Linked DNA regions of Homo sapiens: all the other regions are linked to region 2. Evidence: chromatin contacts called from ENCODE Hi-C or POLR2A ChIA-PET data. All regions are on one chromosome and are shown on one strand. Each heading gives the region's core, a stretch centred on a gene start or an enhancer-like site at or near the end of the contact. The rest is flanking DNA. Distances are from core to core; before and after follow the strand shown.

Region 1 (4,440 bases), core at 987-3,486, 170 kb after region 2:
TGTCTTAAAATATTCTTTTGATTTCTTTCCCCCAACCATTTAAAAATGTAAAACATATTCTTAGCTTATGGGTCCTACAAAAACCAAGCGGTGGACCAGATTTGTCTGGAGGACCGCAGCTTGCCAACCCCTGGACAGCGTGCGTTTTTCCATTTCCAGTTCCGTCCAAGTATTGTGCACCCCCCCACGCCCCACCCAGTGAAGCATCTTTGTTTGCACAACTCTTTATTCTCTAGCATCTCAGCTAACAGGAAGCTGGGAGAAAGTTCAGATCTATGGAGTGGAAGAGCCCAGGGTGAAGGGAGCCAGCGGATCACGTGGTGTCGGAAACGCCTTAAGCAAGAAGCTTGCATGTCAGAAACCAAGCTCAGGGTTCTCTGTTGTGTTTTGGTTTTTACTGCCCGCCATCTAGTTGAGTTTCTTCATGTTCTAGGAGCTCTGTCAGTTCTTTAATTTCCCCCCACTAGAGTTTTGAGGTTTTTTCTTAAGGTTTTTTTTTTTTTGAAAAAGAGAGTTACAGACATGTAGTGCATTAGTATAGTTTGATTATTAAAAGATTCAAACGCTGGCAAAAACGTGTATGTTGAATATTTAAACTCTCATTTACTGCTTCCCCTTCCCAGAAGTATATGCTCTTAAGTTAAATGTGTCTTTTAGTTGATTTTAAAATACTGCATGTGAACATAGACAATTATATAAATATAAACATCTGTATATAAGATGATATTGTACGTGTTCTCTGACCTTTTCCTTACAGAAAGTTCCTTGGATCACACCACAGTGGTTCGACTTTTTGCTTTGGGTAATTTGTTGTGTGAGCAAGAGAGGTTCTCAGTTGTCTAAGCAGTCACTGAACAGTGAAAAAACACAATATCATTTTTTTTGCTGTGGACTGTGGAATCATTTTAGAATGTCACCCTCTTTTGAGGCAGTTGGCAGGATTTGCCCGGAAGGATCAGGATAGGGTCTTTGGGTCTGAGTCCTGCGTGACTTCCTTTTCTGACAGCCTCAGATGCAGTCCTAGACTCCCGTGTCATTGAGCGCTGTCCATAACATCTTACCATGAGTGTGCTATAAAAATACAACCTCTTCATTGTTAAGCCGTGTTACTGTTGAGGCTTTAACCCTATTGTATCCCAAAGCAGAAGCAGAGGTAGATATTTCAAAGTAATTGGATTTAGTAATTGAAATTTCAAAAGTAATTGAGAGATGAGAGCGTTTCCTATTTGGAAGACATCAGCTGGATTTTATTTTATTTTTCCCGAAGTTATTTGCATTCTGTCTTGTTAGCTTTAGAAATAAGAACAGGGAAAACAGAAAGGAGAACATGTAGTGGTATAATGTAGATCTTAAAATACTTCAGAGTTCTCATTCTTTTTTTGGTATGGTACTCAATAGGTATTCTAGTCAAATGTAGGCTATGACTTTGTAAATAATCTCTCTTGAAAAAAGGGAGCCTTCATTGTGTTCTTGGCAGCCTATCACGTGGTGCTCTTGTGAGTGTGGGCTCCAGCCTACATTGACCGTGAACCAGAGCAGCCCTGTTACTAAAGTCAATGCTTGTAATTCTCTTACAGTCCTCATACCACAGATTTCCTTGCAATCATACTTTTTTCTTTCATTCTCTTTTTTACCTGTTTTGTTTTCAGTCTCAGCTAAAATTGAATATATATAAGTGTACTAACTCTCTATAAAGAAGTCTTTTTCTAATCTACATGCCACTATGAAAATTGAAAATAAAAACATTATCTGTATTGTTTAATAAGGATTTATTCATTAGTTGTGCACATTCTTTATTTGTTCATTTGGTTTTAAAATATCAATGCTCTTATTTTTACTTGATGAAAGGAGAGAAACTTCTTTTAACGAATGTTTTTAGAGGCACTAAAATCCTTGATTAAAAACAGTGTTAAGGATTTGTATTTCATTGTGCTTTGGGAGAAATGTCTTAAGATTTGTACACACGAGTTTGTTTTATCTGTGTGACTCTAATTAAAGTTAATCAAAGTCACATGGCTTAGCAAATCACTGAAGTTTCTTTTTGGAGGTTTTTATTCATTTTAGTAATTTGATTTGTTGATTTGCTATTAATCTTTTAAAAGTAAAACATCAATAACCTAATTTTATAAAGTATCAGGTGTCTTTTTTTTGGCCTACTTTACGTTACTTACTCTGTACTTTCAAGCAGGCACATAAAGGCTCAGTCTGTTTCAGCTCTGTGCACTGCTGAGCAGTGTCTTACCATGACTGACCTCCTGATTAAGAGGAAGTTAGCACGTGAGAGCCACATTGAGTCTGCTGGCCTTAGCTTCATGTGCTATGTGAGAGATGTGGTCATTTTGTACACAGGATGTTATAATGGGATATTGACATTTTACGGATCCAGCATCCTGTGTATAAATTAAGCTTTCTTTTTAAGAAGACATTTTACAGTTGTAAAATTCTCGCCTATTTGAATTTTGAGATCTTGATGAAACATAATCCCTGGAGTGCTCTTCCACTGTTGCAGTGTAATCTTTCCATATGATATCTGATTTAGTTGGAAGCAACTTAGTAATTATGCATGCTTAAAGGAAGCAACTTAATAAACAGGATTTTAGAGAAACCCAGTCAGAATTGTAAAATGGTACTGCTGAATCAATTGCATTACATAGAATTACTGGGTTAGATGTAGGTTTGAGATAAGTGGGCAGACCTGAGGCTCCTGTACCACCACCATTGTCAAGAGCATGTGAAGATTTGCCTTTTTCAAAGAAAAAAAAAAAAAAAAAAAAAGGACTCCCTTTCCCTTGGTTCGTTCAAAAATGATTCAAAAGTAGCCTTCTCAAGTCTGGTGGCTGAGGGCCACCAGAAAGTGGAGCGGGCCTTGGTTCTGACATGGGCTTAGCATGGTAGGCTAGGTAAAGTCAGCTCTGTGGAGGTGGGCACAGTTTGTCATGTGGTCAGGTGGCATGCAGAGGACAAAAAGATGCAGCTCTGAACTTGAGGATTTAAGCAATCATCTGGGAAATCAGCACAGCATGTGGCTGAGGAATCAGATTCAGGAGGGAGGTGAAGACTGTCAGGTGCAGCAGGCCCCATGTGTGACCTCTGCTGCTTTACATGTGAAATATAGGAAGGGGAAAAATAACTATTGAAAATCATTTCTGTTCCTTGTCAGCTTATACACATGTACTATTAAATAGTCACAGTTTAAACTACTTATTTTCAGTTCACTATTTTGTACACATTGTCCTATATTGGTATTATTGCTAGCATTTCTGCAATTTTTTGAGTTAGAATTTAGGGTGACCTCTCAAGAATATTTTGTCATACTGATTCCATCTACAGATATACGTTGTGGTAGGTTCTGGTTATAAAAGTGTAAATGGTAACAGCTGCCATTTACCAAAGATCCACCTGCCAGCCTGCCTGCTTTATAGATGAGGGGATTGAGGCCTGGGAGGTTGAGGAACTTGCCTCAGCTCCTGGAGCTGCGTTGGATTCCTGCTCTCATTCTGTCTTCCTTGTAAAGCGAGAGGGGTGTTCTCCTTTGGTTTGTAAACTCTCTTGCTATTTCACAGCCTCTGGTGTCCAGAAGACACATAAACAGACAATGGCAACCAAACCTTCTAAATTTTAGAACACAGGTTTCCTCAGGGGTCTCTGATCTCTTGATCATTTTCATTTTGCCTGGTGGTTTCAAGACAAACTTGATATAGAAGGTGATCCTTGAGTCAAGGCCTGAAAGATGAGGAATCAGCCCCCAATAACTTCTGGAATCGTGTGTCTTCAGGCTTCTGGAGAATGTGAGAGCACCAACACCAATATTTTGCACAGCAGCAGGTCTTATGTGGGAGGGGCAAGAGTGAGGAAGAGCTATATGAAATGTGTATTATTTGTATTAGCTTGTGGATTAGTTTGCTGTTGCTGCATAACACATTGAGTGGCTTAAAAGAACACACATCGATTATGTCAGTTTCTGGAGGTTAGGAGTCCAGGCATGGCTTAGCTGCCATACTCTGCTTGGGGTCGTAGAGGCTGTAATCCAGGTGTCAGCCGGGCTGCATTCTCATCTAGAGGCTTGACTGGGGAAGGCCGCCTCAGACTGTTGGCAGAATTTATTTCCTGGTGGCTGTAGAATTCATATCTGCCTGCTTCTTCAATGCCACCAGCAGAGAGAGAATCTGTAACTTCTGGGAAGGCCTGGACCCTCTTTTAAAGGGCTCACCAGATTATGTCAAGCCCATCCAGGCCACTGTTTTAACTTAATGTCATGTGATTAAGGAGGGGCTTTAATTATATCGGCAAAGTCTCTTCCTTTGCTATATTTTCTTAGTTAGATGCCAGTCACAGGTCTTACCCGTACTCAAGAGGAGAGGATTACACAGAAGTGTGGATACGAGGGGCATAAATCCCATGGATTTATTTTAGAATTCTGCCAACTACAGGTTGTGTGTT
Region 2 (4,817 bases), core at 235-2,734:
TGGGGGCGGGGAGGAGTCACTGCATTTGGGTCTCGTGCGGGTCCCTAAGAGCTGGGCTTTGCCTGTGCTTTCGATATTTTCTTTCAAACTTGCCATTTTGCTGCTGCAGCTGGGCTTGTCAGTTTTCAGTACTAATGGGTTGTGATGGGGTGTCAGGGGAAGTCAACAATCAATGCTTGAAAAAAACTGGTGGGGGCCGTTGTGGGGTGGACCATCACTGCTGACATGGCCAGGAACAGAAATACAATGGCCTTCTTTTGTAGAAAAATAGACAAGAAATACTACACTGTGTTTTGCTTTTAAGATTAGTATAGATTTTTATCCTTTGATGACTGGGTTGTCTGCCCTTCCCCCACTGTAAGTTTGGCTATCAAACAACATAGATTCTGGCTTTTAAATAAACCACTGTACAGTATAGTTAACATTACAATTCATGGTGTGAATTGGAGTTGTTTCTTGCAGGAAGATGAATGAAGATGGGGAAATGTCTGCCAAAACAGAGGCATGAAAGAAATGGTGTGAGATGGCCAGGCTCACCTTGTGAATAGGCCTGTTTTAGGAAAAACTCATTTAGACCCCAGTGTTGTGTGACAGTAGAATACCATTACAGTAACGTTCAGCATAATGATGCTAATGGGAAAAGCATCAGTGCCTGGCTGAAGTTTACATCCAGGGCAAGAAATCTCACTGAACATGTTTTTACTAATAATTCAGTAGAACCCTATTGTGACACTGGTATCAGAATGCAAGAACAATATTTGCCTCATGCGTTGTTTTACTCAAGTCATATATCAGGGATTATACGTGGAAAATGATTTGACCCTACTGTAATATAATCTGTGATAGCAAAGCACTTTCAAAACAGGGCTTTACTGTACTTATTGACGTGAATTCTACTCATGCCAAGAATCCCAGAGTGATAATCAAGTAAAATTGTTCTGAGTTAACTTTATATAACACTTGAGTTCCTGAAAAATTTGGGGTGACTCGGAGTAAAACTCAGAATCACATCCTTATCTATCCACTTTGTAAATTCAAATCTACACGTAACAGGTTTTCTTTTTTTTGTCGTTTGTTTTTTTTTTTGAAACGGAGTCTCGCTCTGTCGCCCAGGCTAGAGTGCAGTGACGTAATCTCGGCTCACTGCGAGCTCCACCGCCCGGGTTCACACTTAACAGGTTTTCTTAAAAGAAAGTTCATCTCTATTCATCTTTCTTTATAAAACTGAAAATTTTTGCCTGTAATCCCAGCACTTTGGGAGGCCAAGGCGGGTGGATCACTTGAGGCCAGGAGTTTGAGATCAGCCTGGCCAACATGGCGAAACCACCTCTCTACTAAAAATACAAAAATTAGCCGGGCGTGGTGGCAGGTGCCTGTAATTCTAGCTACTCAGGAGGCTGAGGCATGAGAATCACTTGAACCCAGGAGGCAGAGGTTGCAGTGAGTCAAGATCACGCCACTGTACTCCGGACTGGGTGATAGAGTAAGGCTCTGTCTCAAAAAAAAAGAAAAGAAAAGAAAATTTTTGTTGCAGAAAAAAAATGTGAACACAAAGTGTCTAAAGTTATAGTGAAATAAAAAGCAGCTTTGCTAATCCCATATTCTTGCCTGAACTGTGTTTGTTTCTTTCACCTACTTCACAATCTTACCCAGCCCAATTGTTACTCTCAATTTCATCATTTCTATATTATAAAGATGTTAATAAGCATATAGTAATGTAATGATTGCAGTAAAATAACACAAGTTTATTTTTTTTAAAAAAATCATCCACCAAGAAGATAGGGTGTACTTCTCCTATTTCTCCCACTAATTGCAACTAAAAACCCTAGACATTATATATGTATATAAATCAAACATAAGAAGACTTTGAAAGGTGGATGGAAGGAGGTAGACTGAATGGGGGACTTGGGACTCAAACAATGAGAGTGTTGAGTTCTCTGGGTTTTCTTTCTGTCTCATATAGCCTGGATTTGGAAAGGAAGAAGCTGGCAACACTGAAACCAATAGACGCAGACAAAAATAACACCAGCGAAAGTCTCACTGGCCTTTTTCTTATCTGCAGAAAATTATTGATCTTTGCTGATATGCTTGTTACATGTATATTAAATAGTAATTAACAAGGCCACGTCTCTGCAACGTAGGCTATTTTATAATGCGTGTTGCAAAAATGCCTGCCTGTTCTTGCTGATTGACACAGGAAGACTCCCCTTTCTTCTGGTGTGTGTGGCTCCAGGTCTTGTCTGCAACCTCATTGCTCAGAGCTCTGGTCCCGCGGGTCTCTGTACTCTGAACCTGGTTTCACAAGGGCACGGCTTGAGGAGGGGCTCATTGTGCAGCTTTAGTAGGAAGACAACCTTTCTGTTTGGGATTCAAGCTAAAAATGGATTCCACTGCCACAATTGCACAGCAACATCTATATCTTGCCTGTTAGTGTATTATGATTTAACATCTTCCCGAGTTACAAGAGTTCAGAAGATTACTATTTAGTCATCTTAGGCTTATCATTGTGTAGGCTATAAACGGTCAGAAAATCTTGAATGAACAAATAAATATCTATTGGCACCACAGCTCAAACAGAACTGAAAGTACGTACACATACACACACACACACACACACACACACACACACACACCCCAAACACTGAAAATGCTGAATAAACTATTTTTTAATGCATACTCAAAAGCAAGGAAAGAAAATTCCCTGATGTCAGGAAAAAAGAACAACTCAAAGAAAAAGAGGTGAGTGCAAGCTGAAGCCAAACAGATGACAGGGGCGTTGTAAACAGATACAGGCCTAACAGGCGTGGGACTCAAGTTTTAACGCCTGTACAGCAAAAGGAGATGAGGCCTTGGGCCTGTACAAGACAGAAAAGCTGAAACGAAACTCCTGTTTAAACTGGAAGCCATGAAGCTGTGCCTAGGTGGTGACACTGAGCTTAGAAAGTCGGTGCCTTGGTTTAGAGAATCAGCAAGGGAGCTTGCCATAGTGCAAGGGGTAGGAAGCCTCACCCATAGGAAGCTGAAGCCAGTGCCTGCTACACACATGTGTGGTGTTCACATCTGTATTACCTACATGAGGAGAGAACCCCAACCAAGAAATTAAGACAGGCACTGATCCAGCAATCCCACTTCTGTAAACATATCCAAAACAATTGAAAGCAGGGTCTCAAATAAATGTTTGAACACCGATGTTCATAGCAGCATTATTCACAATAGCCAAAAGGTGGTAGACACAAGTACTCAGGTGTCCATCAGTGGGTGAACTGATCAATAAAATGTGGTATATACATACAAGAAATATTATTCAGCCTCAAAAAGGAGGAAGATTCTGTCACATGCTGTCACATGGATGAACTTTGAGGACATTATGCTAACTGAAATAGGCCAGGTACAAAACGACAAATACTGTGTGATTCCACTTATATGAGGTAACTGGAGTAGTTAAAGCTCATAGAGACAGAAGGCAGAATGGTGGTGGCTAGGGGCTGGGGAGAGGGGAAAACAGGGAGTCACTGTTTAAAGGGTATAAAGTTTCCATTTTCTAAGATGAAAAAGTTTTGCAAATTGATTGCATAATACCATGAATATACTTAATGCTACTGAACATTACTATACACTTAAAAATTTTTAAGTTGAGCGAGGTGCAGTGGCTCATACTTGTAATCCCAACACTTTGGGAGGCCAAGGTGGGAGGACTGCTGGAGCCCAGAGACTTTGAAGGAGCAATAAGCTATGATTGTGCCACTGCACTCCAGCCTGGGTGACAGAGCAAGACCCTGTTTCAAAAACAAAAAATTGTTAAGATGGTAAACTTTAATTTAAAAATTAAAAAGAAAACTGGTACAGAACCAAGGAAACCTCTGGGCCCCACAGAAGAGCAAATGGAAAACAAGAATATCTAGACAAGAGCACGGTCGGGATCCCATGTCACCCCAGAAAATTAATCCCCACTGAAGATGAGCTCATGCGCAAAGATGACAAGCCACATAGGGAAATGAGTCACTGTGGAATAATCGGCAGAGGCAGCAAATGAAAAAAAATGTGTTCGCCGAGAGAGATAAAGCAAACATTCCTACCCAAGACACAAAAGATCATCTATAAACCGTAATAAAAGAACAGAAGACTGAGGAGGTTAGGAGACGGAGAAGGAAGAAGTAGCATTAAAGAATAAAGGACAAACTAAATAGGAATTACAGGAATAAGCAAATAGACCATCATTACAATTTTCAAAAAGAACATCATTGCATGGGTTAAACACTGGTCTAATTGATACTGGTGACGAATCCAGAGCGTGGAAAATAAAAGCAACACGTTTTATTCAGGCCAGACCTTTTCCAAGCCAATTGTATGATTTATGACCCAGGATGCAACACCCATTCTACAGCCAGACACAAAATAATATCAGGCATTCCTCTTGTTCATTCTCAAATATTCAAACTTTGGATCAGGCACTATTTTTAAGCCCTGGAAATACAGTTACGAATGAGACAGACAAGGTCTTTCTTCTTCTGGTTCTTGCATTCTAGTAGTTTGTTATCTAGAAGATAATAAATAGGCATAAATAAAATAATTTCAGATATTGATAAATATAAGGAAAAAAATAATACAGAACATAAGATAGAGAGTAATGGGGCTGTCATTGGGACCACCTTAGACTAGGTATCCAGAAAGGTCTCTCTATAGAGTTGGCATTTAAGCTGAGCTTAAATGAGAAGGTGCCAGTCAAGCCAAGATCTTTGAGAAGAGCAATCCAAAGGGAAGAAGAGTTGAGGACAAGGGCTCTGAGAAAAGAAAGGAGTACGAGCTTTTGGATTATG
Region 3 (4,888 bases), core at 1,600-4,099, 220 kb after region 2:
AAAATATTAAATAGCAGAATGTTAATTAATTCATAGAGAGAAGCATCTGCATTTACGTAGTCTAAAAGAGTCAAAATTTAAACACCTCTTTGTGTAAATCGTTACAGTCTTTGCATGTTTTTCTGTCCCAGAGAGCAGACAATCACATTCATTTTCTCCTTCTTTTCTTGTTCATTACTAGATGGAAGGGGCAAAAGAAGAAAAAGACAAATATTTGGGTGCTTTTCTGTGCTGGGGAGGATAGCTTTTTTGGTTTTCTTTTGTTTTTAAAGCCCTTAAGGACCGTAGTTGGTAAGCCAATTGTCACAGTTTGGGTGGACCCTAAGGAGGGGAAGCCGTGTCATTGGCCCTGACACTGATTATTGAAGGACAATTGTTCACTTTCTCTCTCGGATTAAAAATGCATGAAAGCACCTTTTTGACACCGGGCTTTCTGAAACCCAGTGCTGTCTTTTTTTGTAATACTCCTGTGGATGTTTTTGCACAAAGTGGCACCTGTTAGAGCTGGAAGTGTTCTTGCACGGCTGTCTTTGATCTAGTAGCCCTGGACAACTTTAAGCACATAGTTACTAGATGCAGGCCCGCCCAGCCCCGGGAGAGCATATCTGGCTTGCACGTATTTAAGGTGATGTGCAGAAGAGAACTGGACCAATTGACAGGCTGCACTGTACACAATTACTGTGTTTCCCATTTGAATTATCACTTCATTTCTGAAAATGGAAAAGATGGGACGGAATGATAGGAAGTTTTGAGAATGCTACAATATATGATTAAATTGGAGACTCTTTTTGACTGGACAATATGAATCTGTATTTTTATTATTGCATTTTGGGTGATTTTGGACGCCAGTATTCTTATTTAGGATTGAATTCTCACATGAAATTGTGTAAATATTTTTCTTTTTGAGGACCTATTTCTAAAATTAAGCGGCTTTTTTGAATTTGTATTTTGAATTCCTAATTTTGTAGGCTATGCCACTTTTAAGACATAAGTGCCTAAAAGGATGAAAAGTAATAGAAAGTAGAATGGGGAAGTGGAAACACTGGAATCACCCCTTGCACTGAACGCATAGTAATTTTTAATGATCACAGAGTGGCTCTTCGTTGTAATTAGTGTAATTTCTCAAACAAGCATTTAATGTATAGGCAGTTTAAGCATTTTTTTCTTTCTGAAAATATGTTAGACTAATATTCTTTCAGAATTTCTTCTGGGAAGAAAGAATTGTCTATTTAAATTTTACTAAGGTTACCTTTTGAAGACCACTAACCTGGTTGAAGCAGTTAAACTTGCTATCCGTTCTTTGAAACCACATTGAGTGAGAAAATTAAAAAGGAAAATGGCTTAAATATTTTCCCCTTGACAGGAGAAATGATAAGTATTTACTGTAAAGTGTCCAGATAATGTAAAGGAATATGAAAGTCACAAAAATTCCCCCATCATCTTTCCACTCACAGATAACAAGTGGTTGTATGAAGGGAACGAGGTGCTTCATTAATCTTTGAACCTTGCGTATTTGTCCCGTATTTATTAACAGCATTGGGCAGTGTTTTTGAATGTTCTGTGTGGTTATATTATTTATTACCGTGGGGGAATGAGCCAGGTCTGGCTCTTTGAACACTGCTAATTTACATGAAGAAAATGTCCCCAAGGAGGAGACTTAACTAGGGAAAGACTCAGTTACCTTGGCCTCTCTCTGTGTGTGCCAGAGCCCCCCTGCAAGCACTAGGGGCTGCTTCTAGAAAGGGGACCCAGATCTTAAGACTTCGAGGAGGAAGATACCCTATTTGTTCTCCAAGACCATTCAGTCGTGAAGGGTTCAACTTGTTCCGGGTTATTTATTTAGCATTCTCTATTTTCTGCTTTGCTTTTGACACTCCAATGTTTAATTGTATATTTAGGAAATAACAATGAAGAGTACGTTTTTAAAAAGAAGAATGTTTTCTGGAAGGGATTTCCCCCCACTTTTGGACAGTGAGTTAGACTCCTTCTGAAGCCTCTGGATCTAGGTTATTACAGGGTTTGTCTTCTTGAAGCTGGAACTGTCCAACTGTTGTGCTATTTCAGACCTGGCCTGTCTTTCACTTTCAAGCTCCAGAAATAATTTATAGCTGTAGGGTGTCAGGAGTGGGTTTGAACTGGGCCTGCCCAACGTAACATGGAATTGTGCACAGATTGTTAAAATTACTATTTCTGCATTCAAATGACTAAGTACAGTAAACTTTTTACTGGCACAGTTAATTTATTTGAATATTTATTGGTCGAGTGCTTCACGTAGAAGACTAACATAATGAAAAAGCCCAGCACATACTCAGAGCTGATTTGGCTTTTTAAAAGATTCTAGGCTTGAATATAGCTAGCTAAATGGTCTTTAGCAAATTGACTGGCAGTAAATTGATCCCTGTGGACTGTGGCTTGAATCAGCCTCTCATTCTTTAAAGGTATTATGGAGATATTGTTATCTCAGCGCAAGGCTGGTCTAGAAAAGGGATGCTTTCAGTACAAATACTTGTTACTTACATATTTCCTTCCTAACTGGGTAAAGTTATATTTCTATTCTTTACCTCTCGCAAGAGCATATAGGGACTTCGAATCAGAATATTTTGTTCAATTGTAATAGCCTTCACAAATTTAGTTTGTTTCTGTGTTTAAGTCTCTTTTGACTTAAAAAAAAAAATTTGAGGCCGGGCGCAGTGGCTCACACCTGTAATCCTAGCACACTGGGAGGCCGAGGTGGGAGGATTGCCTGAGGCCAGAAGTTTGAGACCAGCCTGGGCAGCATAACGAAACCTCCCTGTACAGAAAAAATTTTTAAAATTAGCAGGGCGTGGTGATGTGCACCTGTAGTCTCAAGCTTGAGCGGTTGAAGTGGGAGGACCCTTTGAGCTCAGGAGTTTGAGGTTACAGTGAGCTGTGATGAGGCAACTGCACTCCAGCCTGGGCAACAGAGCAAGAAGACTCTGTTTCCCTGTCTCTTAAAAAAAAAAAAAAATTAAGAGCCAGTGATTTGGACCTTCATTAATTCAGTGTTTTCATTGACTTACTCATATGACTATTCCAACCAGAAGGATGTAATTTTTCCCCCTCTGAGCCCCCAATTTTACCATTAGCAGATGTTTTTCCAAAACTAACCACAAGGAAGCATGTCAAGACTAACTCAGAGGATTATACAGAGGATTAAACTATGATTTAATTACAACAGTGGGCTCTCTGGCTCTATTAATAGCTAATGACTTGTATTATATTTTCCCGTGCCTGTGAACTCTATGCTATTTTAGACCTTTCAGATATTAGCGACCCCAGCTACAGCTATCTTACTTACTCTGAAAGTAGGAGCCTCTCGTTTCATGTTTAGTTTTGTTTTATAACTTAATATTTCTTCCTCCTTCACTTAATTGGGAGAGCAAAAGGTTTACTAAACAAACAGGTTTGAAAACCCAAAGCTTCCCTCATGTCTTGGTGAGCTTGCTGTGAAGTGGAGTAGCCTGTTATAATGCTGATAGGGATAATGGCTGGAAGCTTTGTGCTTCCTTAAGGAATGTGCTACATGCATCATTTGCACATACAGTGATCGGTTTGACTGGTGGAATTACTAAGACCATGGTATAGGGTGGTACTTTAAAATCTTACAGTGCTTAAGGACTGGATTAGGAATTAGGACTTAAGAATTCTAGGTTTAACTCTGTGCTTTAAATCTTACTTAACACATTGGGATTATAGTACTTAAGTATGCCTGTATTGAAATGTGTTGTGAGACTAGATGAAAGTCTATGTAAAAATGAATTTGAAATATTTGGATATATTCTTTAAAACAATCTTATTGTGTGTTTTTATTCAGAGCCCTAGAGTTGTCCTGAGGATGAGTATTTTCCCACCGCGGGCATGAAAATGGATCCTAATGGTAGACCCAGTCCTCTAGGGTGGTCAGTTTGAGGCCCAAGCTTCCTTTCCAGGGAGGCAGTGGCTTAACCTGGGTCACCCTGTAGGAGCAGTAGCTGGAGGCTGCAGGACAGGTGCTTTTTTCTCCTCCCACGTGTGCTTTTTGTGGTGGAAGAGGGGGCAAGGTGTAGAAATGTCTGACTCTGATTCCTCCATCTGCCAGCACAGCTTCTCTTGTTCTCTGTGGTCTCACCTTTATGGCACAGTACTCTTTCCTATTTGTCTTTGAGCTCTGAGGCTCAGCCCTAACCTCGAAGAGATGGCTTCTGCATCTGTCAGATGGGTCTCATAGTATTACCTGCCTCCATACGTTTTGTTTTTAGTTTTGTTTTAAGATAAGGCCTTGTTCTGTTGCCCGGACTGGAGTACAGTGGCACGACCACGGCTCACTGCAGCCTAGGACTCCTGTGTTCAAGTGATCCTCCCACCTCAGCCTCCTGAGGAGCTGGGACCACAGGCATGTACCACCATGCTGGCTAATTTCATTTTTTGTGGAGATGGGGTCTCACTATGTTGCCCAGTCTGGTCTCGAACTCCTGGGCTCCAGTGATCCCCCACTTTGGCTTCTCACAGTGCTGGGATTACAGGTATGAGCCACACTGTGCCCAGCCCTCCATAAATTTTTGTGAGGTTAAATGAGGTGATACTTGTAAATAATTTAATGTTTTCACTCACTAAAAAACAAACTTTTTTTGGTGAGAACGTTATGAATGTTTTCATAAAACATGTCGTTCTTCAGGGAGTTGTGAATTGTGACATTAACAATTTCCTTTTATCAACCAAAGCTAGCTACTAGTACCTGTTCCTACCCCCTCCTCTTTCTGTTTTTCTGGCAGGGGGCACTAAGGAACGAACGGAATTGCCAGGGTGAGCTGGAATGAGCTTGAAAGGCTGTTTTCCTTGGTTTTGAGTGATTATTGACTTGTACTTGGGGACTTTCTGTGGAATTCAG

Evidence for each region. A loop is a pair of places that touch in the nucleus more often than their neighbours do. ChIA-PET counts read pairs that join two places held with the same protein, here RNA polymerase II (POLR2A). Pooled maps may share reads with other maps.
Region 1: a map with no recorded cell type shows a loop between it and region 2 (2.6-fold over the local background). The contact joins two enhancer-like sites. A Hi-C loop is called at or near these places in 1 of 37 single-sample maps with no recorded cell type and 2 of 50 pooled maps. POLR2A ChIA-PET finds 5 or more read pairs at or near these places in 2 of 52 experiments (OCI-LY7 and PC-9).
Region 3: a pooled map shows a loop between it and region 2 (3-fold over the local background). The contact joins two enhancer-like sites. A Hi-C loop is called at or near these places in 4 of 37 single-sample maps with no recorded cell type and 5 of 50 pooled maps. POLR2A ChIA-PET finds 5 or more read pairs at or near these places in 1 of 52 experiments (T-cell).

The regions. Positions count from the first base shown.
Region 1 is chr6:156,806,960-156,811,399 of GRCh38, forward strand. All of the region lies in intron 1 of ARID1B (AT-rich interaction domain 1B), which reads left to right. Among named protein-coding and RNA genes, the nearest start is that of MIR4466, 29 kb to the left of the region's middle. RefSeq lists a silencer at 2,322-2,522. Within about 2 kb of position 2,237, at least 9 of the 41 ENCODE cell types and tissues checked have a DNase peak (open chromatin) inside an H3K27ac peak, as active enhancers do; they include OCI-LY7, where a contact is called at or near this core.
Region 2 is chr6:156,635,212-156,640,028 of GRCh38, forward strand. No RefSeq gene overlaps it. Among named protein-coding and RNA genes, the nearest start is that of ARID1B, 140 kb to the right of the region's middle. Within about 2 kb of position 1,485, at least 3 of the 41 ENCODE cell types and tissues checked have a DNase peak (open chromatin) inside an H3K27ac peak, as active enhancers do; they include OCI-LY7, where a contact is called at or near this core.
Region 3 is chr6:156,849,487-156,854,374 of GRCh38, forward strand. All of the region lies in intron 2 of ARID1B (AT-rich interaction domain 1B), which reads left to right. Among named protein-coding and RNA genes, the nearest start is that of MIR4466, 72 kb to the left of the region's middle. RefSeq lists enhancers at 2,897-3,594, 3,595-4,290. Within about 2 kb of position 2,850, at least 3 of the 41 ENCODE cell types and tissues checked have a DNase peak (open chromatin) inside an H3K27ac peak, as active enhancers do.